Regions from separate parts of the Mus musculus genome. Here regions 1 and 2 are each linked to region 3. A link is a loop called in an ENCODE intact Hi-C map of the cell type or tissue named here. Cell type or tissue: heart. All regions are shown on one strand.

What was found. Hi-C counts contacts between places; a loop is a spot of excess contacts. Peaks named below come from ENCODE experiments on the same cell type or tissue, not always from the same donor. Only the 100,000 strongest peaks of a DNase experiment are listed, where the experiment ranks them.
Region 1: it touches region 3 in a loop (2.4-fold over the local background); 6 of 42 quality-filtered maps call a loop at or near these places.
Region 2: a loop joins it to region 3, with 3 times the contacts of the local background. A loop is called at or near these places in 7 of 42 quality-filtered maps.

The regions. Positions count from the first base shown.
Region 1 is chr4:53,113,139-53,121,138 of GRCm38, reverse strand. All of the region lies in intron 5 of Abca1 (ATP-binding cassette, sub-family A (ABC1), member 1), which reads left to right. Among named protein-coding and RNA genes, the nearest start is that of Abca1, 43 kb to the left of the region's middle. In heart, a CTCF peak has its summit at 3,329 (motif pointing left); DNase peaks (open chromatin) are centred at 608, 3,868, 5,008 and 5,538; H3K27ac peaks cover 472 bases.
Region 2 is chr4:53,155,955-53,163,954 of GRCm38, reverse strand. Abca1 (ATP-binding cassette, sub-family A (ABC1), member 1) reads left to right here and starts at 4,060. Exons shown (of 50, transcript NM_013454.3): 1 at 4,060-4,279. In heart, a CTCF peak has its summit at 3,860; DNase peaks (open chromatin) are centred at 3,924, 4,534 and 5,124; H3K4me3 peaks cover 1,967 bases; H3K27ac peaks cover 1,553 bases.
Region 3 is chr4:53,259,261-53,267,260 of GRCm38, reverse strand. Mexis (macrophage expressed LXRa(NR1H3)-dependent amplifier of Abca1 transcription lncRNA) reads left to right here. Exons shown (of 2, transcript NR_033139.1): 2 at 4,027-5,905. Among named protein-coding and RNA genes, the nearest start is that of Mexis, 7.0 kb to the left of the region's middle. In heart, a CTCF peak has its summit at 3,334 (motif pointing right); DNase peaks (open chromatin) are centred at 2,110 and 3,250; H3K27ac peaks cover 238 bases.

The sequences.
Region 1 (8,000 bases), 150 kb after region 3:
GTGAATAACTTTTAAATATCCCCTGAACGTGAGAGTCAGGATGGCTGGGTTCAAGCCTGGCTTCTGTAGTTGGTCAGTTATACCCATGCCTAACCATGTAACATTCCTGTGCCTCACTTTCCTCAAGAGGTGACAATGCTAGCACCTCCCCAGGGATGGGACTCCTCAAGGAAATGAGCCAATAGGAACAAGGCCTTCCCATACCAACCTGATACACAGGAAGTGTGAGATCTCTTCCTTCCTTCACTGTGTTTGCAGTTACGGGAGGAAGGCCATTTCTCTTTGTGCACATGAAATTCAGAGAGGCTAAGTACCTTGCCTGAGAAACCACCATTGGCAACGGCTGGCAAGAGTAGAATTTCAGTCTTTCATACTTTGTCGCTGTTACATCCTAGGGAGAGCTGCCCTTGACACCTACGAGGTCCCCACACACAGACAGGCTGGGGTGAGGAGGATGAGAGAGCTTCTGTCAGCTTTCCTTCCCTTTTAGGCTACGCGTCCAAGCTTCCTGCGTAGCAGACACTAGGGGACTTTTCCCGGAGGCCTAGCTCTAAAGACCATCTCGTGACTCACAGCTACTTCTCCCTTTTGCCTGAAATTCTGCCCTTTGTTTCATCAGAGCAGTTGCTCAAGTTGGGTTTACAGCCCCGAACTCTAGTCTTCTGTCCTCATACCTGACACCCATGTGTCATCTTGTTGTGAGATCTGATGACGCGTGTCAGCATGTCATTAAAATTGAGAAGCCTGTAAAAATCTTCGGGTGATTGTAATTCATGTCCTGTGTGTGCTTGTCAAAAGTTTTGACTTGAGATTTTAGAGTTTTATAGTTTGAAACCTTTCATCTCCCTGAACATTTCCCCAGACCTGTCAAAGCCCGGCTGTGCCCCAGAGCCTGGGCTGTTGGTTGCCATCCAGGGCAGAGGCCTGGCTCTAGCCAAAGCAGTGCCCCAGTGCACTGTTGAAATATTGCTTGAGCTAAATCAAACCAAAGGTCAACTTTACCCAGACAAGCATAGAAAATACAATTGCATTCAATTACAGAAAGCCATGTTAGCTCACAATATCAGGCTGCTTTTTAAAAAGCTTGACTTGTGACCACCAGACAACAGTGTCACATGTCTCCTGCCTTTCCTGTATGAGATTCGTTTACCCTGTGGGTGGCAGAGAGCAGCTTGGGCATAGAGTTTGGTTCTCCCTGAAAGCTTTGTGCTTCAAGCCCGCCCACCTCAGTTGCACGGAAGTCCCAAAAGACAGTGTTCAATTGACTCTGTCTACAGACAAGGTTGGACAGGGTAGCAACGCCATTTTGCATTAAAAGATATCCCCCAATAGTATAAATTCATTGTACATCGTTTCATGTCATATAAGGATTTGCTCACATAGGTATGCTCTGTATGTTTGGTCCCGTGTCATATAAGGGTGTATTCACATAAATAGGTATTGTATGTTTGGTCCTATGTTATGTAAGGGTACATTCATAGGTGTGCATTGTATTGTCCTATGCCATAAAGGACATACTAAACATAGGTATGTATGCATTGTATGTTTGGTCCCATGTCATGTAAGGCCATACTTACATAGGTTTATTCTACATGTTAAAGATGCTCCTCACATACCCTCTCCTCTCCTCTGCTCAACCCTCCTTTGGCATTATTCCTTCTGTGTTCCTAGACAATTTGCTTCTATTTTCTGTTCTATGTATTTATATGAAACCTAGGACCCATAAGTGAGAGAAAAGCATAGAGTATCTCTCTTTCTGAGACTAACTTAATTTGATTAATAGGATTATCTCTGACTATATGTATTATCTCAAAAAAGCCATAGCTTTGTTCTCTATGGCTGAAAAGTATTTCTCCTCTTTCTCTGTGGTTGGACCCCCTAGATTGGTTCTCTAACTTAGCTGTTACGAACAGAGCTTCAGTGAGCATTGATGTGCCTGTGTTTGAGTGGAACTTTATATTTTTAGTGGACTACTGAATTTGGTTCTTTGAAGCAGCATTAGTGGATCAGTACTATCCCCATTTTATTGATGAGAAAACTGAGTCTGAAAAGGTTGTATCTGTTGCTCAGTGCTATGGAGTTGTAACTTAGGTTCAGGTCTGTGTGGCTCAAAGTTCCACATCTCTCCACCACACCATATGCCCACGTTGCCTCACTTCATTGTGGGGAAGCATGGTTGACATCACCAGCTTTTGATTCTGGAGAGTAACACAATTCACTTAGTTGCTAACAGAGTGGAAAGAACTAGAGTTTTGAAATCAAAGTTGCTGGGTTGACATTTGCCTTTGGTTTGTTTTGTGACCTTGAGCCAGATACTCCCTTCTGACATCTTTCCTGGGTTGGAAAAATGAGAATAATAGCAATACCTTTCTTGGAAGCTGGTTTTAGAGATCCTGGAAATTGATCTGTGTAATGTGCCTGAGGCTTTGCAAATATGAGTCGTGTTTCCTGCCTCAAAGTGCCACCACGTCCTGCTACGTTTATTAATCTTAGACATTAGAAGAAATGAGGCAATGTGTGCAGGATGCATACCGAGAGGTCTCCCCTAACTGCCTGCAAAGAGTCCCACCTAAGTCCCTCACTTGCACGGTCATCTTCCTTTCCTTCTCTTGTTCCCTGTTTGTCTGTCCCTGCCTTTCTCTCTCTGTCTGTTTGTCTTTGTGTCTCTGACTCTTTCTCTCTGTGTCTCTCTCTCTCTGTGTCTCTGTCTCTGTGACCCAGTCTCTGTCTCTGTCTTTCTCTCAGGAGGCCAGAAGTTGATGTCAGGGCTCTACTCACCTGTTTAGCTAATTTAGCTACCAAGCATGCTCTAGGGAATCCTGTGTTCCCCCCCCCCCCCCATATCCCCTGAGCTGCCTCACCAACCCCTGTTCCGTGGGTTTTCCAAGTTCCCAGGAACTGGTTGTAATCCTTCATCCTGTTGTGTCTGGTCTCAATCAGTTAGAGACAAAGTCATAGCTTAGAACCGGGTGGCTTAAACTCTCCCATCTCCCATGCCTCCTGTCTCTGCCACCTTCTCTTGGATTCAGTTTTTCCTGTTTCTAATTAGTTTCTTCCTATTGTTGCCCTTTCCTGCTTTTCTCCTTCCATCTTCCAAGTATCCCCTTTGCTTTGCATCGCTCAGGTGTTCACAAAAGGCTCTCTACAAAGTATGGGGGGTTTGTTTGTTTACCAGCTGTCTTCTTGTTTTTTCCTCATATGGGCTTCCTGAGTTTTGTTTCTCCTTAGGTTCAGAACTCATTTGGACCAGTGTTAGCACCTCAGTATTCCCTCTCATTTTCCTCCAGCTATCTCAGCCAACCTGCTGTCTCAGGCCCCACCTGCTGGCCAGTGAGAGCCACAGCCCTCAATGGCTCCTCCTTACCACCCAGACTCTTGCTAGATGACTCAAGCTCTCATCCCAGAGGGTTCTAGCAGCTTCCCTCTTGTTAGGAAGGCATGCTTATTTGTTTAATCCATTCTAGCTTCCATAAGAAAATACCCAAGGCTCAGTAATTTTACCTGATAGAAATGGTTTCTAAGAATCCCAGACGTCCAAGTTCTGTTGTGGGCTACCGTCTCCTGGAGGGCTCTTTTGACTCTTAACTTGGTAGAAGAGACAGAAGAATGAGCCCACCCCTCAAGGTCTTTAAAAAGAAGATTTATATTGTTTTATGAGTGTTTGCTTTCATCTATGTATATGTGTGTGTGTGTGTCTCTTCAATCTTTTTAAAAAGCGCTTTCATAAAAATCGTAAGCTCGTCTGAGAGGACTCTCTCTGATGACTGATTTCCTGGGAGGCCTCCAGTTTCCCAGCATTCTTCTCCTGTCAGCCAGTGGCTGCCTTAGAGCATGGATCTGGGGAAAGGTGTTTCCTTCCTGCTGTCATCTCAATTGTGACTGATTCTCAATAGCACACAGGGCTGCTCTGTTCTTACTGGATGCCCACAATCTCTTGGATAGCAAGGGCCGGGATTATGTCATACGATACCCCTTTTGTCCCTGCCTTTGGGAAGCACTAACTAGGTTTTTTCCCCTTTTATCCTTAGCACTGGTACTGTGATACAGTAGACATTTAACTGATGCACCAAATAATTTAAACAGCATACAGTGTCTAAAGTTGTACAATTTCTGTTGGTCTAAAGACGAGGTTTTGGCAGCAAACGGTTCAGGGTGTATAGCCACGAATAGTCAGGTCTCTTGGGAACTGGTCATCTAATTGCCATGACGATTTTATCAGCATGTATTTTGACTATATTTAGTCTCCAGTTTATATTTTCTTGTGCACTGTAAGCCATGCTTGGTGTTATTAGTGCTTTCGGAACCCAGAAACTTGGAGGGCCTGAAAAGTGACTTCCAATGTCCACAGAAGTAGAACATTCTGTAATGGAAATGTGACCCAGGTTCATTAGACTCCAATTAGCACTTCTTCTGTGCTGTTGAGAAAGCCTTCACTGCAGGGCAAGAAAATTCTCCGGGGCCCCGTGACCACCATGGAGGTCTCAAGGCATGTGTGCCCACAGTCTGGCTCACCCTCGTCCACGCTCACAGGTTCCCCAGGGCATATCCACCCAGCTACTATTCCTTCTCTCCAGAGCACCCCACAAAGTCTTCTGGAGACATCTCACAGGCCCAGCACCACAAAATGAACCAAAGCAACAGATACCCGAAGTTGGGCATGATGGTGTGTTTATAATGGCAGCTTGTGGAGGTGGAAGTAGGAGAATGAGGAATTGGAAGCCGTGAGACTCAGAAAGGAACTAAGTAACCAACCAACTAATAAACAGGTGTGATTATTTCCAGCCCCTTTGTAGCTGAAAATATTCCAAAGTCTTGTTTATAAGACTAATCAAATAGGCTAAATAGAACCACAAGACTGTCATCCAGCCCCCCACCCCCAAGTCTTTGCTCATTTGACCAGCCAGGGCTAGGAGACCTCAACCCCACCTCTACTCCACCCTGCTGCTGCCTAGGGGGTCCATTTAAGAAGGGTATGCAGGCTGGGGCTGCTGGCAAGGCTTCTTTCTCTGCTTCTCCTTTTCCCCATTTCTCTCCTCCACCCACGTCTCAAGCTGTTGATGGCTGTGGTTCCTTTTGTATAGAGCACAAGACTGCAGAGAACTTGAAACTTAAGCTGGGGCTTAGAGAGGGCACTGACCGAGAGTAACCCCAGTGGCTGCTGCCAGGGTTTTCCTCCTCTGCCTTCCTCTGTTGTTTCCCTCGCCCTCCTCCTTCCTCCTCCTCTTCCTCCTCCTCTGCTCCTGGGTTCCAGCAGGCAGGTGGGAGAGCGAACGCTTCCATGACCAGGAAGACCCCCCCCCCCCCCCCCCCCAGAGTTAGGCTTCTCTCTAACTTCTATCTGCCTGTGCTGTTTCCTTAGCTTGGCTGTAGTGACTTGACCCAGATGAATAGCAAGAAACCCAGGATTGTGTCTCACTCTGTCCCAGCCCACAGATGCATCTCATCTGTTTGCTCTTTTTAGACACCAGCCTTTTATTTTGTTTTCCCTCTCTCCTCCCCTTTGCCCTGCTTCACTGTGCCCAAAGCTCCAGGGACATGGCAGGCGGCTGGCTGCCTCTCCGGCCAATCAGGAAGCTGGGCTCCGCAGATCAGATACTTTCGTCCAGCAATGAGAGAACTCCTTTGGCCCTTTGTTGACTACAGCTTTCTGGCTTCCCTGATGTTCACATTCTAACTGGGACCACACCTTCTCATGTAAACACTCCCAACTAACCAGCTCTGGGTCTTCAGTGAGTGAGTGGTGTGTGTGTGTGTGTGTGTGTGTGTGTATGTGTCTGTGTGTGTGTATTGTGTGTACTCGTTTTAGAGGGCAGACATCAGTATTGAATTTAGGATCTCTCACTGAACAAGGAGCTCACTGATTTGGATACACCAACTGGCCAGCAAGCCTTGAGCCTTTGTCCATCTCCCCAGCACTGAGGGCATGGATGGTTCATGACTTTTGACCTTGATGTTGGGGGTGAATACTCAGTTCCTTGCGCTTGCCCAGTAGGTGTTTTATTGAGTGAGCCATCTTCCTAGCTCCAGTCTCTTGTTCATACTCTTAATCATTGCATTCTACATCAACTTATGAATGTTACTATTTCCATATTCTTTTAAAAACATTATTACACTTTATTTTGTATGTGTGTGAGGTGGGCTGGGTGTGAAGGGACAGGACAGCTTGTGGAAGTCATCCCACGTGTGTCTCATGGACTGAGATTGGGGTGCCAGGCTTGGTGGCAGGTACTGTTCTTGCTAAACCTTCTTGTTGGCCCCAACTCCATTTGATGTCTAAGAAACTGAGGTTAAGAGAGAACAAAGAAAGGGGCCAAGTGAGGTTCATGGTCACACAGGCAGGAAGTGTTTGAGTTCAGCCTCTCTGATAAGAGTCTCTGGTGCTGGATCAATTGGATCTGTGTTCCTCTCAGAAACATGGAAAAGAGTTTTTCAGAGAACTTTTTCCCCAACCACACATTCCACAGATAATAAAAACCAGGTCCCCGTCAATTCATTTGGTTAGGGTTAACTGAGTGACTGTCTTTCCCACGAAGCGTTCTTTGTCTTACCTAGAATAACTTGTCTGTTACTGGTCATCTACTTGTGTCTAGTCTCACAGTTTCCAGAAGATATGATCCTTTCATTGATGCTCTATAAAATTTTAGGTTTATTTATTTTTATTTTTCCCTGTGTCTCCATATTCCTTTCTCCTCTCTCTCTTTCTTTTTTGCAGTACTGGGGATTGAACCTGGGGCTTCTACATGTTAGAAAAACACTCTACCCTTGACCTATATCCCTACCTGTCTCCCCACCCACATATTTTGGTGAGATGAGTTGTTGAGTTGCTGAAGCTGGCTTTGTACTGTAATCCTCCTGCCTCAGAGCCCCAGATAGCTGGGATATAACAGGCCTGTGCTACTAGGCCTGGCTTTTATTAATTTTTTTCATGAAGTTCTGAATAGGCACTTGAGTGAGCTTTGACCTTTCCTTTACCTTGTAGCAGGTAGAAAAATAAAAGCAAAATAGTTTTATCTCACTCAGACAAATCTATAATACATTCATAAATATATGTGCCCACACATGTGCACACTCAGACACATCTTATGGGGCCACGAGTTTGGCATCTCAGTGTTCTTGTCAAAGTCACCTCTCTCTTACTATCTATTTTGAACACAGCAGCTCAGCTGATGAGAGAAGCTGTCCTTGGACATGATCAGATTAGAAGATCTGTATGGAGCATGTAACTCGGCACGGGAATTCCCATGGCTGGCATGTACCTTTCTCATGTAAGGCTCACAGTAGGTCCAGAAAGGTGGATGCTCTTGTCATTTCCTTTGGGTTTGTTTTCTTACTTATTTACTTTTTCTTTCTGGTACTGGGAATGGAACTCAGAACTTCATGCCTGCTGGGTAAGTTCACAAACCACTGAGACATACCCACAGCCTTTCTCTCACTACGTTGCCTGGAACTCATATTGTGGACCAAGGAGACCTTGACTTTGTGATCCTCCTGTTTCAGCCTCCCGAATAGCTGGGGTTACAAGTGTGGACCACTGCATCAAGCTCTGTGTCATCATCTCATTAACTCAGCTTCCCTCTGCTTTATTCCTGCTGTGCTTCCAGCTGTTGTTTACCTGATGCGGCTTGTCACTTGGGGCATGAAACCAAGTAGGCGGCTTAGGGATACCGTAGCCATCTTGACCCAGTCTGCTTCACATTCGTGTCCTGATTGGTCTGTCCCCTTCCTACTGCCAGATGAATTTACCTCTTCAAAATTGGTCATTTCTCAGGTCATATCAGCTCATTTTACATTCATGCATTTGTATTCATCTATCCATCATCCATCTGTGCATCCATCCATCCATCCATCCACCCACCCACCCATCTATCTACCCATCCATCCATCCATCCACCCATCCATCCATCTACCCATCCATCCATCCATCCATCATTCATCCATCTAGCCATCCATCCATCCATCCATCCACCTACCCAGCCATCTGTCCAGCCAGCCAGCTATCC
Region 2 (8,000 bases), 100 kb after region 3:
AAGTCAAAGCTACAAATAAAAAAGGAAAATCAAGTGAGCAAACTCTGATTTATTATTTCTAATAATATAAATATAAATCTTCTTAACACTGACAATTTCAGATTAGCCCTATGGATGCCAATTGCTGAGTGTGTGTGTGTGTGTGTGTGTGTGTGAGAGAGAGAGAGAGAGAGAGAGAGAGAGAGAGAGAGAGAGAGAGAGTGAGAGAGAGAGAATTTGGACAGAACAGCCTGGGCATTTAGTAGAGAGTTTAATGAAAAACAAGAAAGAGACAATTGAAACTTTCCTGTAATGTCTTGTAATGTTAAAGAAAGGGTAATTTGGAGGAGGCAGATTGGACCTGTAGCTTTAAGGAACAGTATATCTCACTTTCTGCCTGATGCTCAGAATATATCTACTTACAAATTGGAATAACTGGTTGACCATAACAAAAACCTGCAAATATATGTTTCTCAAGGCCAGGATAGAAACAGTGTTGTACCTCGCTTGGGTGTTAATACAATTTACAATAGTACAGAAAGAATCACATTGGTCCACTCAAAAGAAATCACACTGCATTCAGAGTCTACGTGGTTTAGAGCCTGTTCCACCTATAAAGGGTGGCACACTGAATTTTCTCATTTGATCACTGATAGCTTGAGGATTTTTCCCCCTGGGTACGGAATTAAGCTGATTAAAACTTGAACTGTAAGTCTTTTCATCTCTCTTCATTAAAGGTGATTTACCAATTAGGGGAGGGAGATGTGTGCCTGTATGTGCTCATGAGCATGTGCCTGTGCGTGTGCGTGTGTGTGTGTGTACAGGTGTGCATGCATGTATGTATGTGTGCCTGTGTGTGTGTGAATGTGTATGTGTGTGTATGTACATTTCAAAGCTAGCGATCAACATCAGGAGTCTTCAATTTCTCTTCGCTTTATTTATTTACTTATTATTTACTTATTTATTACGTCACAGTCTCTCATTGATGCTGCTAGACTGGCTGGCGAGCTGACTCCATTCATCTCCTATCTCTAGCTCTTAGATGCTGGGATTGCTGGTATACTACACCTGGCTTTTCACATGGGTTCTGGGGATGTAAACTCAGGATTTCATGCTTGCATGGTAACTCCTTTATCGATTGAGATCTCTCTCTAGTCTTCTTTTTGAATTTTTGAGTTATATCTCATTCTCTAATGTTCTAAGCAGTAGGTTTTTTTATGATTTGGTTGTGAGCCTAGCCGTTAACAGCTGAGCCATCTCTCCAGCTGCTAGTAGGTTTTCTCAATCACTACAAATTTATTTTGAAAAATCATTTTGTTTATTTTTTTTTTTAGAAAATTTTCATTGCCTTTCTGTAGTGTCCTATTTTTTTCAGCTGCAGGGGGCCAAATAGTAGGTATCTCGGGCAAGAAACACGTGTAGTGAATATCTTTTGTTAAAAAAAAAAACCAACAACAAAAACTTCTCTCTTTTAAGGAAGGTGTTTGTAGACTGTAGACTGGCTCCTAGATATGCATTTAAACTATCCTCTAAACACTGACTTTCAGGGAATCTTGATTTAAAAGCCTTCATGGGATGATAAAATTGAGCTTCTTGTATCTCTATGACCTCTCTAGCAAGGTCAGTAGAGCCATAGTTGCCTGAAGGTCAAGTCTGTAATTAGAAGATCCCAGGGTCAGCTCAGAATAGAACCTCAAGCAACCCAGGGTATGTTTATGGAATCCACTACTTCAGAGCAACAGTAACAAAGATAGGCCTTTCCACTCAGGTAGAAAGGGCTTCCTAGGACAAGGTTGGGGGTTTGGGTGAAGGTGTTATACATCAGAAGACATGGAAGGGAAAGCTCTCTGGAGCATGCTCAGGAACAAACTAACCAGGGGTACTCAAAGGATGGAGAAATTCCTGCTTTGAAATTTCTTTCTTTCTTAAGTGTGATATCATCTAAGTTCTAACTGTTGAAATCCAGTAGTTGTGTCATGAGGTGCTGTCCTGATGGCAGGTCATGTCACTTGGTGTCAACAGGTGTAACCTGGATGAAGCATTTGGCCTCTGTAGGTGTCGAAGGGTAGAGATTTACAACATGCATACACATACTGCCAACACTGCAGTGTATTTGTGCATTTATTGCAGTGAGAGTTGAATAGGGGCAGATTCCTAACCCTACAGGGCTTCCTAGTTAAACACTGCAAGTTGGATTTCAGGGTCATTGCCTTCATATAGTGAGGATTCCAGGATGCTCTGCCCGGGGCTTCTTTCTTCCCACCCTTTCTTCTTTCTCTGCCTCCTAACTACCTGATTTGGGTAGCACTTACATGTCACCTACGCTCTTTTAGAGAAACCCAAGAAGTTAGCTTTTATTTTTAGGGTAAAAAAGAGAGAGATTTATTTATGTACATGAGTGTTTTACTTATGTGCACATGTGTGCACCACGTACACACCTGGTGCTTATGGAGGCCAGAAGACTGTGTCAGCTCTCCTGTAACTGGAGTTACAGATGGTTGTAAAGCAGCAAGTGGATGCTGGGAACAGAATTTAGTAGGAGTACTCTTGGGAACCAAATTCTTCAAAGTACAAAAAGAATGTGTGTGTGTGTGTGTGTGTGTGTGTGTATTTTAGGTGCTAGGAGATATGGGGGAAATGAGGGAAGCTGCATAAAGACTTAATCTCCTAAAATCATGCAAAGAACGATCCTTTCCCCTTAGGCGTTTTCCTTTGTACACAGATGGTCACACATATTATTTTAAATTCTTTGCCAGTGCTGGACTTTTAAAAGTCTGGCATAGGAAATGGTTTATAGGGTATGGATGTCACTAGAGATTGGCACTGATGTTCAGTCAGTAGGATTCTGGTGTTGGCACTCTTCTTCCGAGGACTTCAAAAGTTCCAACGAAATTCATTTTCAGAAAACTCTGAGGCAGAGAGAACGTTCTCTCTTGAGAGACAGGAAGCAAGGGCCAAGGATGTAGCTCTCAGCTGGCTGAATGCTTGCCTGCTATGCAAGAGGCTGGGTTCCATCTCTCCGCACTGTACAAATGTGGGTGTGGTACTCTGTTCCTGTAATTTTAGGCCTTGGGAGGCAAGAGGATTAGGAATTCAAGGTTATTGAGTTTATGAGCAGACTACATGAGACTCTGTCTCAATTAAAACAAATAAAATAGAGGCAGAAAAACTTTATCTAACTTTGGTCGTTTGACATCATCAAAACCCACTCTTGTGACCACAGCTGCCCCTTGTGGCTTATAGGTACCTATTACTAGTGGAGTGTGTGTGTGTGTGTGTGTGTGTGTGTGTAGAAGGTGCAGACTAGGTCCCTGGAAGGTGTGTGTGTGTGTGTGTGTGTGTGTGTGTGTGTGTGTGTGTGTGTGTAGAAGGTGCAGACTAGGTCCCTGGAAGGTAGAGATCTTCTCTTCAAAATCAATGTAAAGGTTTGAGGCAGACACCAAAATAGGCTGATATTCACTGTCCATTCCACATCCCTTCCCCCAATCTAGGACTTTTAAAGGAAGAAAAGGAAGAGACCGAAAATGGTTGGCATCTGGGGGTGGGGTGGGGTGGGGAGTTTTCCTTCCCAAGTTGGGGGCTGAGCAAACTAACAAAAGGAGAGGGGGGAGAGTGGGAGTAAGGGAGAGCGGGAGGGAGAGAGGAAGAGGGCATACACACACAAACAAAACAAACAAAACTCAAAAAGCAACACCCACAAAACCCCAAACAATTGCAGAAAGAGGAGTTTAGAGAACGAGCTTTTCCCCTTTCCTCCTCTGCCGGGAATGTGGAGTCCCTGGCTCAGCGCAAGTCCGGAGTTTCCCGTTTCCCGAAGGCTAGCAGGTCAGGGCCAGGGCTACAGAAAGCGGGCCCCACAAAGCTCTCACCATGCGCCCCCAGTGCCCGCTGCGGCGGCGCACTGTCGCCGGTTTAAGGGGCGGGCCATGTCTCCACGTGCTTTCTGCTGAGTGACTGAACTACATAAACAGAGGCCGGGAAGGGGGCGGGGGAAAGAGGGAGAGAACAGCGTTTGACCGGTAGTAACCCCGGCGCTCGGCACAGCCGAATCTATAAAAGGAACTAGTCGCGGCAAAAACCAGTAATTCCGAGGGCGAGCGAGCGGGCCGGGACCGGCAGAGCCCACTTCTCTCCGCGGCGCAGCGCAAAGCTGGGCAGGGGGCGCCGCGGGACCCGCGCAACCACAGCCGGCTTGGGGAGCTGCTCTGCTCCCTGTTTCCCCCCACTTTTTTCTTCCCCTTTCTGGAAGGGTTTGTGCAGGGGTAGGGAAAACAGACTCAAACAGCAAAGTGGAAAACAGGTAAGAGGTTCTTCAGTGACTTGGGCATTTTGTTTCGGGGCCAAGGAAGCGTTGGGAAGCTCTCCGTTTTGGGGACACTGGGGGGACTCGAACTCCCATGTACCTTACTTCTGGGGATGCAAATAGTACAGGGGAGGCATAAACAGGGAAAGAATGTTCTGGGACGGGCCCTGTCGACCCTGGGACTCAGAACTGCCGCACTCGGGTCTCCCGGAATCGGAGACCAGCGAGAGCATCTCCGGCGTCGGAGACTCGCCTCTTGGGCGCAGTGTGAGCCAAGGTTCCCGGACGTCCTCGGGGTACAGCCAGTGGGGTAGGGAGAAGGGAATCCTCTACAAAGGGTCTCCTTTTGTCTGGCGCGGGGTAGGCCGTCGCCCACAAGTGTCACATCTGAGTCCTCACTCCATTATTTAACTGGTTTGTGTTGGCCTCTGACTTGGAGGTTCTCTTCCCGGGACTGGGACTGCATGTCCTTGTTTCCAAAGAACTCTAGTAGGAAGTGTCCTAAACGGGGTCTTTTATGTTACTGCTGCTTGAGTTCTCTGGGCTTTGTTCGACTCCGGGGTCCTGCCCACAGGCTTCCTGCGCTCTGGAGGGCTGCAGTCCCTGGCGCAAAGTGGGAGACCACTTTTGTTCCTTCTAAAGACAGAAAACTTAAGAGAGTCTGCAGAAACCCGAAACTGGGGTGCCCAATCCACCCTCATCTTACTGCTTTTTGCTAGTCTTCCCTTGGGGAGACTTCGGGCTGAGCACCGATTGGGAAGCTGGGGCTAGGTTGTGCAGCCGAATGACCGCAAGTAACCCCATCGGGCAGCACAGAACTCGCAGCTCGGGTGCTGGGCCGGGCTCCGCCGCCAGGGGGTGGGGGCTGGGCGGCCTGCGGGTGGCCCCTGGAGACTGGCCCGCAGCGCCTCCTGGCCGGGTAGCCTAGGTATGGCCTGGTGCGGAGTGAGAGTCTCTAGTCCTTTTGCTTCACTGTGAATCTGGTCAAAACTGGTGTTTCCAAACTGGGAGGAAACCCGAGGCCAAGAAAGCCAGTCTATGTTTTCATGTTGTTGTTTTTTTCTTTTTTGTTTTTGTTTTTTGTTTGTTTGTTTGTTTCCTGACTCCCAGACCGTTGCTCAATGAGGTTCTTGGGGATGTTGGCTGATGACAACCTTGTGGATAGGTGCCTGTTTTGGTTTCTGCACTTACCTCTGGAAAAGAGAGAAATACTTATTAAACTGTTTGCTTTTTTTTTTTTTTTTGACTTTGTGTGTTTGTTTGGGAAAACTAAGTGTCACTAGAAATAATTAGTTTGCCCCATTTGCTGCAATGGTATCACCATTCCAAAACAAAACAAGAATTTACTTCGACATCCTTCCAAGGAAGTGGGCAGAATAAATGTACAATAAAGGACAGATAAACAAAAGGAACACTTCTGGCTTAAGATGTAGGCCCCCGGTAGAGTCTACCTTGTACAAGACCTTGGGTTCTAGCACCACCAACCACAGAAGCAAAGCAAAACAAAACAGCACAAACCTTCCTTGAAGAGAATTGGTACACCACTTTCTTTCTGTGGCTCAGCCCTCACCTCCCACAGCACACACCTGACACATGCCTGCAGGCTCGAAAGCACACCCTTACCTCTTAGTCATAATTCGGAACCCTGACCCAAGTATTGATACTCTACAAGACATAAATGCCAATTAAAAAGGAGTTGTTTATCATCACCACTTTTCTTTCAGCCCATTTTTAATATTCTAATGCACACATAAGGACAACGTATTGCTGTTCCCATTGTTGAAAAACACTTCCCCCACATCAAAGGAGGTATAGACAAGCATAGAGAATATTTGAGTGGATAGTATATCAATATATAAATAATAAAGATAAATTACAGTTTCTATTGTAAGCATGTCTTTTCCTCAGCGCTATCACAAGTCATTAAAATAGGGCTTTTTTTTTTTTAAAGAAAGGTGTGATGCACAGAATTGATTATTATCTATGTGGTAACAAGTTGAATCTGAGGGTTGAGGGAAGGAAATTTTCAGCAACATAATGCTCATAGTACCATTTTGGAGCAAAAATTGCTACCATAGAATAAGTCATGGGTCTCCTTGTGAAAGTCACTGGGGTTCTGGAGGGGTCACTGGTGGTGACTTGGGTATTTGTGACGGGTGTCTTCCCGAAGATGAGTATTTTAAATCCAGCCCCCTAAAGTATTTTTTATTAGCACCCAAAGGCAGGCCTGTTGTGGCCCTTGGATGCATCTTGATTTGGAATGTGTGCGTGGTTGATGGGAGACCGTGAATTAGTCTGGAATTGGAAAGGGTGACTGGGGCTGATTGGTTTTCTACCTCTCTTCATGGAAACCCCAATGCAAACACTATTTAAAAAAAAAAAAAGAATGATACTTAGCAACTCAGCTATGTGCTACCTTACCTATGTGGAGAGGAGCTGGGACTTTTAGTATTTTTTTTTCTTTAGGCATCGTTTTTTTCCTCTCATAAATCAGTGTCCTTATGTGGGCTGCATATGTAGTGACTGAAAATAGATCTTTGCTTTTTTAAAAAAAATATACTTTTTAGTTTCTAAGATAGTTAAATGGACACTTCTTTAAACTCTTAAATTAGGGACTTCCTGGATTTTTAGAAAATATATATGTGTATAGCTTTGGCCGTTCTTAAAACATTCAAGTATAAATATATTTTTATATATGGTCTGGATGTTAAATAAATAATGAAATTATAATGTAACTATGGTCAATTATTCTGGCATTAAATTTTAAAAGATTGGTCGTAATACTTGTTGATTTACTTGCATTGGGAGAAGGTCCGCTTTAAAAATATTGGAGACAGCTTTACACACGGAAGAGAAAGCACCTGGAATACCAATTATAGACGTGTTTGTGTCTTAATAGACGCTTACCTGGTGCTGTTCCCGGTGTTACTCAGACGCTGAGTTTATCTTCAAGCCAAACTTGTTTATTGTAACTACAGGTTAAGAAGGCGGGAGGCTATCTGGTCCTTGGCTCTCCATTTTCCAAGAGGCTGATTTGAGATTTGAATTCACTTCCCAAAGTCTCTAACTGTCCAGATTAGGGGAGACAGTGGTACAATTTCAGATGCCGTGAAAGGGAATTTGCCGTGTATTCATTTGCTGTCATTTTTACTGGAAACTTATGATCTGTATCATATTCCCATATTTGCTCTGGGGTAGTCGGTCAAATTCTCTTCTGGAAGAGACCTTGGCTGCAACTCGGTGCAAACAAACAAACAACAACAACAAAACCCAGGCAGTAACATTTGCTCAGTTCTCATTTAAAAACAAAGCCAAAACTTGGTTTTAAATGAGTGTGATCCTCTTGCCTCAGCTAATTAATTGTGAATAGTGTGTGACCTCAGAGTAGTTTGCTACAGATTATGGGGCCAGGTGGCATAAAGTCCGAGTGAACGTCTCAGACATGAAATGGTTTCTGCAGGCAGGTCTTAAGCTACACCATACTCTGTCAAACACGAATGGCCCAAAAGCAGCTTGTCTAGGATTATCGTTGACTGTGGGGAACATCACATTTGTGGGGGTTTTTTTTTTGAAGATTTTTAAAATTTATTATTATATGTAAGTACACTGTAGCTGTCTTCAGACAGCCCAGAAGAGGGAATCAGATTTTATTACAGTTGATTGTGACCTACCATGTAGTTACTGGGATTTGAACTCAGGACCTTTGGAAGAGCAGTCA
Region 3 (8,000 bases):
TGGATAGAATTCCTTTAAAAATATCATAAATAATTGAGTAAGAGGAACTGTTCTAGATAGTGAAATAAACAAATCTTACACTTTGCTCCCATAGACTACACTCTGGAGAAGGAAAATAGTCAATAAGTAATTGTGGAAAATAAGTCAATTATATTATAATTTTATAGAATTTAATAATTTATATAATACATGTTACAAGGTGACAAGAGTTGTGAAAAATAAAGGAAGAGGGGTTGGGGTCCTGGGGAAGTCACAATTGAAATTGCCAGCTTAGTGAGTGCTGCTCTCAACATGAGGGGGAGAGCTTGTAGCTCTGGCCCATGCTGTAAATGTCTAGATAAAACTGTGTGTGTTCTTCCTTCTCCCTCTGTCCAGTGCTTTGACTGCGATAATGCATTTGGAATAACTACTAGTTGAACAGAATCGTTTGGTGGGCACTGTGAAGTTTTTATTCTGTTTTTAGTTTCTTCCTGGTTATTTTCCTCCAGCAACACGCTCCATGCAACCCCAGCACTCCCCGAGTCACTATAGACATGGGCTCTTTCAACACTGCTCGGGACCTGAGCCCTCATGAGATGCTCCAAAGCAGTCTCACTGCAAAGTTGTGTGGGGAAATTTGGGCAACACGGGGAATACAGTCTTGGGGTTCAGCAGCACAACCTGATGCTTTGTATAACTCCTTTGGAAGCATTGTTACAGTGTGTGTGGGTGTGGGTGGGGGCTTTGTCAGCACTGCTCTTGTAAATACTTAATAAGCAGCTTTCTAGGGCAAGGGGGAGATGAGGAACTGTAGGCTTTCCCATTACAGGGTAGAAACACTCTACAGATGTGATAGCACCCAGTGTGGACTTGTAACACAGCAGCACACCCTGGGGCTACACCTCCATCACGCTGATAGAACAGGTGTAAGGAACTTCAAAAGTACGAGTGGTAGCAAAATAGACAGAAAGAATTAAGACTCACTCTGGTGGCTGGAGTGATAGCTCGGTGGTTAAAGGGGCATCCCATGCCTTCTTGTGGCCCTCTGTGGACAACTGCACACATACACATACACACACACACACACACACACACACACACACATGAAGCACATACGCTCACACACTCATAAGTATAAAGTAAAAATAATTTTAAAATATTTAGGAAGTGGTGAACTTTAATATAATCTAGCTACGTTTAAGTGGCTTTTAATAACGTCCGTGTTTAGCAGACAGTTTGTATACATTCTGAACACGTACCCATTGTCTCCTGTGATGGTACTTGCCTGTCACTGCTCCGGAACCTTCTCAGCTGCGACAAGAATGAGCTTTCACCATGAACATTGGACACAGGACGTTCAGACATCTTCATTTCGTCCTTGTCATCTCCTTGCTCACACCTTCCCACGCCTCTCTTACAGCGCTGTCACACAGCTTCTCTGTCTTCTGTGGTAAGTGAGGGTTGTAAGGACGTTGTAAAAATGTCCTCTGAGTTGGTGCCACCTGCACTAGGTAAATGTTTCTATTCTTTAGTGACAACCTAAGGCTTATTCTTGTCCCTGGATTCTCACATTGCTCCGTGTCATGTGGCTGTTCTCAGCTCTAGGACTTGAGCTGGAGCCTACCCGGCACTTCTCCTGCTTTCGTGCCTGCGTGTAGGCCCAGCACTAAGACACCAGTTCTCTCATTGGGTCCCTAGAGTGACCCTGATAGATGAGTCTTGACATTTCACCATTACAGAGGAGGAAACTGTGCCCTAGAGGGAAGTCACTGCGCACAGCTCAAACTACCTGTCTTCACTCTTTGACAGCTAGCATGCAGGCTCGGCCTGTGCCACCCCTCAGCTGGCTGCTGTAGTTGTAGTCGGAATCTTCTCATCTCAGAAAGGATTTGCAGATCTATTCTGGGGAAACCCCATCATAAAATCTCAGCACAGTGATATTCAGGTGTAAGGATAAGGCGGGAGCTGGGGCCAGCTGAGAGCAACCAGCATCTAGGCTCATCGCTCCTGAAGAAGGCACACGTGGATATAAGGTTAGTTTATTCCTGGGGGTGGACTCTCCAACCCCGTTCCCTTATACCCATCTCTACTGGAGCTGACTTTCTGGATCCTGACGGGGAAAGGCCAAAAGGAGGCAAGCTCAGTCCTTCACAGCACAGACTGAAAACAGCTACAGGCAGATGACCCAGGGGTATTGCAACTGAGCAGCAGATGCGTCCCTGGAAAATTCTTTGAAGGGAAGCCAGTTTGTTGTGGTCCAGATGCTCAGGGCCAGGCAGAAGGAGGAGGCTGAGAGAGAGAGAGAGAGAGAGAGAGAGAGAGAGAGAGAGAGAGAGAATGCAAGGTTGCAGTATCAGAGCAATCTGTTCTCTAGAACACCAGGATTCAAATGTAAGTGCTCCTTACCCTGTAACACTATGGCCTTGAGTGAGCCACTGGGCCTTTGAGTTGTTTTCTGTTCTGTAGAAAGGGGAAGAGAGGGAGAAAGAATGATAGTGGCTATCTATGTGCTAGACAGTAACTCATGTGTACTTAATATTATCTGTGAGGTACTTCCTGTGAAAGACTGAGCCCATCATGAGAACACTGTGGTCAATATGCAATAAAAAAAATGGCAGCTGTTGTTGCATTAATCCTCTTAACAATTGCAAGATTACTAGAAACAGTGGAAGTAGTTATCATTTCTGGCATCTCCTCTGCTTTCTGGAAGCCAGACATTGCTCTAAGTGCTTTGACGTGAATTAACTCACGTAATTTTTCTACCTGTCCCATGAGGTTGGTCTATGCTTAACCTTGCTTGATGAATGAGAAAATTGAAGGCAATTAAATAGATTGTTCAAGGACACCCGGCTAGAAAGTGACACAGGTCTACTGCTTTTGTTCACTTTAGAAGGAGATCCTGAAGGCAGAGACGCTGAGCAGCGTGCCCAGGGTGTGAGTAGGCAGAACTCTCCCGTGGGTTTTGGTAACAGACAAAATGATATCACGCACGCTAAACAGCCTTCCTGAGCTATTGTTTGGATGGAGGCTTTAGCCAGGAGGTGAATAAGCTTTGCGTGTTTCCTCTAGTTAAGATGTGCCATCTGGCTTAAGACCTGGAGTCTTTTAGGAAGTCTTATTTGGACTTGGCTTGTCATTTGGGTGGGCATTAGAGGCCGGTTGCGTGTAAAGGTCCTGCACTCGTCGTTCTCTCGGGACAGTGTAGGAGCAGTGCTTGCTGGAGAGCTGCTGGGCTAAGAGGCTTGTGAGGCCGCCACTTGGCAGCTGGCCACCATCATGTGCAGCTGGGTTACTGCCGGTCACCGTTCAGCCTTCCAGACACACTTGTGTCTTCAGTGGCTGGATCTTGACTAGCATCGGGAACAGCAGGCGGCAGCAAGGCACGGGAGAGGAGGCCTAAGACCTCTCACAGAGGGGGGCAATCTAAACACCAGAGAGCTGCTTTCTGCTCCCTTTGCCCAGCGCTTTATAGCATATCGCCTCTTCTATGGGGCTCCTCAAGAACTGTATTCCAGAAATTCCTGGAAATGTGTCCTCTTCAGGTATGGGTGGTCTTTGTGAAGGCCATAAGGAGCCCTAGAACCTAGATGTCTTTGAGGGCAAGTCACTGTCGTGTGCCTTTAGAACTGTCTTTATATCATTTTGGGAGCCCTCCTGGTCGGGGCAGCTGACAGCCTGGTTTCCTGTGCCAGCACACGCAGTACCAGGACAGGTGTTGTATTGGCCTATTTCCTGAGGGAAGCTCACACTCAGGTTTTGGGTTGGAAGCTAGATATCAATGCACAGAGGGCGTGTGTGTGTGTGTGTGTGTGTGTGTGTGTGTTTGTATGTGTGTAGTACACACATGCAGACACACATGTACAAGTGTGTTTACATGCATGTGTGGGGCCTACAAGAAAGGGATTTCAGAGAAAAGGAGCAGAGACAATCTGGTCTGGGAAGGCACCCAGGGCCCGGGCTGTCTTTCCCACCACTGTGGCAGGAAAGTGCTGGACTTTACCCCACATGGATATGGTCATGACTCTTTACTCTCATATTCTGGTTCAGGAGGCGGTGTTTACATCTTACCATCTTACTGGACTCTTCCTGTGAGGCTCCTCACATCCCTTTAAGAAGAGCAGCATTTCCCTCGTGTGAAATGTAGAGGTGAGCTCGGCTTCCTGTTTGCCGGGAGTATCTAAAGCAGCGGTTCTTACCCTGTGGGTTGAGACCCTCAGAGGGGTCGCATCTCAGATGATATCCTGCAGTCAGAGATCCTGCACATCAGAGACCCTGCATATCAGAGATCCTGCACATCAGAGATCCTGCACATCAGATATCCTGCAATCAGAGATCCTGCACATCAGAGATCCTGCAATCAGAGATCCTGCAATCAGAGACCCTGCACATCAGAGATCCTGCAATCAGAGATCCTGCAATCAGAGACCCTGCACATCAGAGATCCTGGTTGATGCTTACCACAATGCCAAAGGAACTGTATTAAAGGGTTGCAGCATTAGGAAGGTTAAAAACCACTGGAAAAAGGCAAATGTCTGAACAATAACTGTTTGTCTCTGAAGGCCACATAGTCCAGTAAAACGTGACATTGACCCATTTCAGATGACTTTGACCCGACTTGTGAAATATTAACCTTGACATTATTGAGGTACAGCACATTCTCCCACTGAGGGCCACTACCCACTCTAACGATACTCTGAATCAATCCAAGTCGAAGAAAACTTGCCCAGAAAAACACACATGCGACTTCCAGGTCCTCCTTGAAAGGAGTCAAGGGAAGATGAAGAATTTTGCTTCTTTCAACCATAAATACTAGTTTCTTTTCCCCAACACGAGATTCTATTATTTGAGAGTAATTTCTGCATGCATCCTCTGAAATCCTTAAAGCCCCTTACTGAAGTTCAGTTTCTCCCCTTTTCATCTCCCTACCAAAGTTGTGGATACCCAATCTCGAATCAGAGAGGGACAAGAATTGCCTGGAGTCACACAGCATCTGGCGGTTCCACGATCCCTCAGTGTTTCTACCTGCTTGTTTGTTTGTTTGTTTTTTTGTTTGTTTTTTTCCCATTTGTGTCCTATCTGGCTGAAGCCCCAGCTGCTGCTGCAGTCTCACTCTCTGTGGGAGGTCACAAGCCACCAGCCATCAGTCCAGTAAGGGAGTGTTCTGTACACATCTAGCTGCAGCTGGCATAGAGCTCAGGGGCGGCTGTCCATCAAGAAGCTGACAAGGGTGGGAGAGGTGCAAACACCATGTCACTGTCCCATCGAGTCACTGCCAGCTCAGAAGGACTTGAGAGATCTGTGCTACTGGCCCCCCAACACCTGCCTGTGTCTCTTCCTGTACTCTATCCGCAGGAGACAGCCATGTCATCCCCTGTTGCACAGTTGAGGGCCAGCTGCAAGCCTATCCTGAGGCCACCTGTGATGCTTATGGTCCATCAGCTTACTGGCACTCACCTCCCACACCAGTCTGTCACCTGCCTTGCCTTTCGCAGCCCGTGTAGCTCCCTAATCAGTGAGCTGCTCTTCAAGGCTAGTCTCCTGGCCTTGTGATTCCTCTCCCAGGGTGTGAACACTCTGCCCTTGCCCTCCAATCTATCTGGCATCGAGAGAATTCTTGCAGCAGTTTTAGAAAAACAAAAATCTATTTGTGTCATGTTTCTTGTTGCTAGGTTGCTTTTCCTCTTCCTCCTGTTCTTTTGCAAATAACAAATGTTTTAGTATTAAAATTTACTAGATTCCTTAAAGTTATGTAACAGATTTGTTTGTCTTATCATCTATATTCTATTTTAAAAGTAGTCATTCTTTTTTTGCAATTTAAATGCACAAAAATATATACAACCTCCCTACCTTTATCAACAAAATGTACCATCTTTATTTTTGAATAGCAAAAGCTTAATGGTATGAACTAAAATGAACAGATTCATTTAACCTGATCGTGTACTTCATTCTTGGCTACCAGATAATTAATTCCCCACATCACTCAAATAACTTGTTTCCCTCCAGTCTGGAAAAAATCTGTGGTTGACTATGAAGAGAGTTGCAGTTTGGTGACAGCTGCTAAAATTTATGAACTTCATAAACTTCAGGGTTTAAAAGACAAAATTGAGGGCTAAGGGTATGACTTAGTGGGTAGAAGTTCTTGCTGGGCAGGTGTGAGGCCCCAAGTTCAAATCTCCTGACTTCATGTAAGAGGTAGATGTGTACTGTAAATGCCTGTAGTCCCAGTACTGCTATGGGGAGATGGGAGGCCGAGATGGGAGAATCCCTGGAACTTCATGGGCCAGCATCCACGGCAGAAAAACAACAGAGAGACTCTGCCTCAAAGGAAATAGAAGATGGTTGTCCTCTGACCTCTACAAGGGAAGCTGGAGCAAAGCAAGCTGCTTCCTGTCCTGTTATTGCTCTAAGCTATAGCCACTAGCCTGACGGGAGTAACTCAGGGAGCCCTGAAATCACATTCATGCCCCTAAGATGCTCATGTTCTAGAGAAGGAAGAACCAGGCAGTTCCAGGAGCTATGATGAGGAGACCAGTAGGTGACCCTGTCAGCAGCTGAGGTGAGAAAGGATAAAGGCTGAAACCGGGGAGGAGGGGACAGTCCTGGGTAAGATATACCAGAGAAGGGTGATACTGGAGGTGAAGACAAGATGGCAGTGGGTTTCTTGCTGAAATAATTAGTAAACAGTAGTGTTCCTGATTATACTTATTTTTTGCTTCCTTACTTCTTTTTGAAAACATTGGGATAATTGTATTCTTTAAAAATCTAGACACCCAAGGCTGAACATGGGGATGCACATCTATTATCTTAACACTAGAGATGCTGAGGTAGGCAGAAGATGGGTTTAAGGCCAGCTTAGGTTAAACAGTGAAAGCCCATACCCAAACCAAACCAACACAAAACCCAAACAAACAACCCGCCCCCCCCACAAAAAAAACAAACAAACAAACAAAAAAAAAAACGGCAATAACAAAAACCAAACCAAATCAACCAACCAACCAACCAACCAAGCAAACAAACAAACCAGAATCACGTATGGAGTCTCAAACCTGTAATTTCAGCACTCAGGTGGTTGAGGTAAGAGTATTGCTCTGAGTTTAATGCCATTCTGGGCTACATAGTGAGTTCCAAGTCAGGTTGGACTACAGAGTAAGACCCTTATCAACAACAAAATGTATAATTAACAATAAATAAATAAATCTCCACCAGACAAAACCAACCAACCAACCAACCAACCAAAACCCCAGATATTTTAGTTTACACATTTAATCCAGCTCAGAGAATTCTCTGACTCTTCGCCATATCTAACCTATGAAAAATGTTCCAGCTTCCCTTTTTGCTAAGTCCCAGACACAGGACTCCATTAATCAGACTCCCTTAAACAGCTATTAGGATTTTTTTTTGGAGGTTTATGATATCATAAAGGGGTTCCATGAAACCTATTCTGGCAATGATGCTCATGGGGTACACATTCCTACAGTACCAGGACAGGGACATTAGGGATTGTCACCAGACCCTGTGTCCAAGCATAGAGCTGGTGACTTTGCCTGTCTGTTCAGTCTCCACCAGGCATCTCTGCAGTGTGCTTAAGGCTTATTCCTGGAGGCAAAACCTTTAGCACTCTCCGTGGTCATTTTATGACTTTTCAACTAGCCTTTAGTAAATCTCTTTTCTGTGTACTAGGTCAAGAGTTTCTGCTTGTCACTAAATCTGTGACTTATGGATCCTTTCTCCCCAGTAGTTTCAATCTTAAATAGAAAATGGGTCACCTGAGAGCCAAGGAAATGCAATGGTTACATGGCGTTGTTACAAATACACAACAAGGTGTTAATTTGCATATGGTACTTTACACGTTATTTGCTTCTTACACAAATAATCTCAATCCTACTAGAGAAGAGTCAGAAGCTGATGTGTCCCAAGGTCCCACTAATGGTGGAGTGGCTACGTCAACGCCAGGCCAGCAAATGTGATGCTGGTGACAACGATACCTGCTTTGGTATTGAAGAAGCTCATCGTTTGTGTAG